2 separate regions of the Homo sapiens genome follow, and region 2 is linked to region 1. Evidence: chromatin loops called from intact Hi-C (ENCODE). Cell type or tissue: gastrocnemius medialis. All regions are shown on one strand.

Region 1 (2,500 bases):
GAACTGAAGTGTACGGTATATGCTATTAAGTTAAAATAAGAAAATCTGCAGATCCTAGACTGGTACAGCCTACTGAAACATGCTTGCTGAATACAAAAAAGAGGGGGAGGTGGGCAGCAAAAAACACAAAAAATTTTCATATGTTTGTTTTCAGTTAAGGAGGATATATACTAACACTTTTTATTTCCACTTGTCCAGGTGTATGCAAATTCAGTGTCTAGTGAGGGCCTGTTTCCTGCCTGGTTCATAGAGAGTGCCTTCTCTCTGCATGACACGCATGAGAAAAAAAGTCTATAAGGACTATAGTATTGCATAGCTAATGTAAAACTGTTGTATTTGAAGGATCTGTTCTTTTGGTATATAGTTGTCTTCCCCAAGATCCCAGCTGAATTCTAACTACTTATTGCAGCATCCTCAGTGATAGTCATCTTGCAGATAATTTTATTACTTAAATTCTAAAAACAAAAATAGTCTGAAATACTTAAAGCTTGGAAAAATCACAGAAGTCACCTACCTTTATACTTTTTGTTTTATTAATTATAAATTGTTTCTCTACCTATTACTCACTGTTAGCTTATGCACAAGAGAATTATGAACATATTAATATATCCAGTCTGAAATGCCTTAACAGCATTTGAAGTGTTATCATGGAATATATGCTTCTTCCTTTGAACTAAAATCCTTATTAGCCTGCTATTTCCACATGTTTTATTTGCTTTTTAAGATCTTAGGTTACATGTTGTTGTTTTATTTGCTTTTTAAGATCTTAGGTTACATAAGAATTGACTCTATGGTTGCCTGCGAAATGAATAGTCAGAATATGAGGATTTCAGAAACTCAAATTGTAGACTGTACCGTGATTTTCCCATGAATGCCATTGGCAAAGAAATAGGCCTGGTTTTTCGGTTGTTTTGTTGTTGTTTGTTTGTTTTGGAGACAGAGTCTCGTTCTGTTGCTCCGGCTAGAGTGCAGTGACGCAATCACAGCTCACTGCAACCTTCACCTCCCAGGTTCAAGCAATTCTCCCATCTCAGTTTCCTGAGTAGCTGGGATTACAGGTGCATGCCACCACACCCAGCTAATTTTTGTATTTTTAGTAGAGACAGGGTTTCACCATGTCGGCCAGGCTTGTCTCAAACTCCTGGCCTTAAGTGATCTGCCTGCTGTGGCCTCCCAAAGTGCTGAACGCCTGGCAGCTTTCCAATCTTAAGTGTTCTTGGCATAGGAAACATGGAGGCATGAACGTTTGTAATGGATATAGGGACTACTGAATCTAGAGCTGTTGGTGGGCTGTAACAGGAAGTGAAGCTTGTCACTGAGAAGGATTGCCTGAATCTTCACCTCATGGTATAGCATTAAGGAATTTCATTTTTCTTTCTTGTGCTTCTTATAGTGCAAGTCTGCTGGTGACAAATTCTCTTAATCTTCATTTATCTGAAAATATCTTTATTTTATCTTCATTCTTGAAGGATATTTTCATTGGACATAGAATTCTGGTTTGGCTTTTTTGTTCGTTTTAACCTTTAAGCATTTTAAATGCCTTTCCACTGTTTTCTGGCCTCCATTGTTTCTGAAAAGTTCTTCATGTCTTTGTGTCCTCGTAAGTAATGTCACTTTTCTCTAGCTACTTTCAGATTTTCTCTTTGAGATTGGTTCTCAGAAATTTGACTGTGATGTGCCTAGAGTATTTTTATTTAAAGTTTTTCCTGCTAGGACTTATGGTTTTCATTAAATGTAGGGAAATTTCAATCATTATTTCTTTAACTGTTTTCTGCCTCATTCTCTCTCTCTTCTTCTTCTGGAACACCAGTTGCTTATATATTAGTCATTTTGGGTATTGTCCAACAGGACACTGAAGCTATGTTGAATTTTTTTAAATCTTTTTTTTTTTCTGTTCTTCAGATGGGATAATTTCTGTTGATCTGTCTTCAAGTTCACAGACTCCTCTAATCTGTGTTAACCCTAAGCCTACCCAATGATTTTTGAATTTTAGGTAATATTTTTCAGTTTCAGAATTTTTGCTTTATTTGGCATCCTTCCTGAGATTTCTTGTTTGTTAATATATTATGAGCCATATTTTATGTCCATAATTATTTAGCTGCTTTAAAAACCTTGTCTGCTGGGCTGGTGTGGTGGCTCATGCCTGTTCAGCATTTAGGAAGCTGAGGCAGGAGTTCAAGACCAAGAGCCCAAGAGTTCAAGACCAGCCTGGATAACAGAGCAAAATCTCATCTCTACAAAAAATACAAAAATTAGCTGGGCACAGTGGCATGTACCTGTAATCCCAGCTGCTGGGTTATGGGGACTTAAGTGGGAGGATTGCTTTAGCCCTGGAGATCGGGTTTGTGGTAAGCTGTGATCGCGCCTTTGCATTCATGCCTGGGCGGCAGAGCAAGACTCTGTCTCAAAAACAAAACAAAAAAACCTTGTGTGCTAATTCCAACATTTGGAATTTGGACTCCATTCCCTGTTCTCTTTTTTTTGTTTTTTGTTTTTTTTT
Region 2 (2,500 bases), 330 kb after region 1:
AAAATATGCGGTGGCTCATGTCTGTAATCCCAGCACTTTGGGAGGCTGAGGCTGGCGGATCACCTGAGGTCGGTTGTTCAAGACCAGCCTGACCAACATGTAGAAATCCTGTCTCTACTAATAATACAAAAATTAGCCAGGTGTGGTGGCATGAGCTTATAATCCCAGCTACTCAGGAGGCTGAGGTAGGAGAATCGCTTGAACCGGGGAGGTGGAGGTTGTGGTGAGCTGAGATCATGCCATTGCACTCCAGCCTGGATGACAAGAGCGAAACTCCATCAAAAACAAAAACAAAAACAAAAACAAAAAACAGGTAATAAGAACTTATTGTAAATATTTTGGTATATTTCTTTCCAGTGTTGTCGTGTATCTATTATGTCTCGTGTGTATCCTCGTGTAACTATTATGTATTACGCATGTCATGTATGCATTTCTAGATATGAAATTATACAGTTTGGTGTATTATTTTCTTCCCTTAGCCATTCTAGAAATTTTATTCAATTACTGACAACTACAAATTATCATTTTCAATGGTTTTGTAATATTTTGCAGTGTGAACATATCCTAATGTATTTAGTCATCGCCCTGTGATTGACATTTGGGTTGTTTCTAATTCATATCACTTTGAAAACTTTGGAACTTGACTCTTCTGCCAGAATATGGCTGGCAGGGGGCTGGGCTGCCTCCACACTCTGGGGAGAGAGGCCAACACTTGTTGCCAGGACTAGGGCAGAACTTAGAACTGCAAGGAGGTGGCAGAGTCCCCTGCATAGTCTCCTGGGTTTGTCCATCACAGCTTGGACTGAGGCTGACTGCCCTGATCAAGTGTTCATAGTTGGCTCAGTAGGTACATCAGGGGTGTCACTGGCCAGGCATGTGGGTGTGCTGAGGGCTGGTCACCTCTGGTCCGCAGAACCTGGTTGAAGGGGATCCTGGCACAGCCAGGTAGAGGCAGATTTCTCAGTGGGAGAGTGCTGCCACTCTGTGGAAACATTTCAGAAGTGCATGTCACAAGGGCCACATTCTGCTTTCACTCTGATCAGAAAGCAGAGATCAAAAGTCAGGTCACAGAACTCACACACACACTCTCTTGCACACACAGCAGGCACCTTCAAAGGCATAAATGCCCCTTGCTGCTAACCTGTGGGTGAGGAATGCTGTGACGTTCATGGGTGTGTTTATTTCTATTAGCCTTGATCTCAGTTCCTAAATCCAGGTCACACAACAAAGAGGGTAGTATGATGGCATACTTCGAATTTTAGATATTGTAAAATCGTGGCCTTTTTAGAGTTAAAAAAATTTTTTAAAGTTAATCCCAGTCTAACTTTGTACTTACAGAGAAGCTGTTTCCTTTGCCTACTTCCATAAAGCTTAACGGCAGAGGCACGGCCGGGAGTTCAGCCTCCTTATTCTCTAACTACCTCTTTCCTGAATGGTGATGCCACTCAAATGCTTTCAGGGGCTTTACCACTGGAGGCTTTTGAAGTAATGTGTAGCATTGGCATAGATCTTTAATTTTTCCATGTAGGGAAGCAATTTCTACTTTTTTAGATGGTGCCGCTTTATTTTCCTTGTATTGCTACATTTCTTTAAAATGTCTTATGGCATAAGTGTAGAAATATACACATTTTCAAGGAACATTGAAATTCTAATTTGTAACTTTTTCATGAAATAATGTTGTGACACTCAGTAAAGATTCATCTGGAACCAGAAATCTCTGACTTAGGGCCACAGTGACTAAAGTGATTTTGGTCCTTGAGCTTTTTTTGGAAGTTGTGAGTAGAGTGACTTTATGTCTAGTAGCATTAATAACGTTAAAAATGAGCTGGCATTGCACTGTGCACAGAGGGTCACACAGACAGAGTGAAAAATGTCACAGAGAGAAGTACCCGAAAGGACATGCAGATGGGAGATGAATTCCTTCACACACTGGTCTTTCTCCCTTTTGTGAATCTCACAACAAATGTCCTCAGTTATAGAAAAATGTGTGTGAGGGTGTGTATGAGTGAGTGTGTGAGGGTATGTGTGTGTGCATGTTGTAAGAACATGTTAGAGTGTGAGTGTGGAGTGTGTCTGCATGTGTGTATGTGTGAGTGCATGCATGCACGTGTGTGTAAGAGTGTGCATGTGCATGTATGTGAGACCACAGGCATGAGATATGTGAGAATGAGTGTGTGCACATGTGTGAGTATGTGTATTGTGTATAATGTGCATGAATATAGTGTGAGAGCATGAGTGTGTGGATGCGTGTGCAAACATGTGAAGTATGTGTGAAGGTGTGTATGCATGAGAGTGTGTGAAGGTGTGTGTGCATGAGTGTGTGTGAAGGTGTGTGTGCAGGCACATGTGAGTTCATGTGAAAGTGTGCATGAGTGGGCATGTGTGTATGTGTGAGGGTGTGTGTGTAAGTGCATGTATGCAAGGGAATGTGACAGTGTAAAAGAGTGTGAGTGTGCGTGTGTGAGTGGTGAGGATGTGTGTGCGGGCACATGGGTGTGAA

What was found. Hi-C counts contacts between places; a loop is a spot of excess contacts. Peaks named below come from ENCODE experiments on the same cell type or tissue, not always from the same donor. Only the 100,000 strongest peaks of a DNase experiment are listed, where the experiment ranks them.
Region 2: a loop joins it to region 1, with 2.1 times the contacts of the local background. A loop is called at or near these places in 1 of 110 quality-filtered maps.

The regions. Positions count from the first base shown.
Region 1 is chr1:165,736,726-165,739,225 of GRCh38, reverse strand. The region is part of intron 6 of TMCO1 (transmembrane and coiled-coil domains 1); the gene reads left to right. Among named protein-coding and RNA genes, the nearest start is that of TMCO1, 31 kb to the left of the region's middle. In gastrocnemius medialis, no CTCF peak of the experiment used is centred here; a DNase peak (open chromatin) is centred at 1,155; H3K27ac peaks cover 1,370 bases.
Region 2 is chr1:165,402,558-165,405,057 of GRCh38, reverse strand. All of the region lies in intron 9 of RXRG (retinoid X receptor gamma), which reads left to right. Among named protein-coding and RNA genes, the nearest start is that of RXRG, 41 kb to the left of the region's middle. In gastrocnemius medialis, a CTCF peak has its summit at 989; no DNase peak of the experiment used is centred here.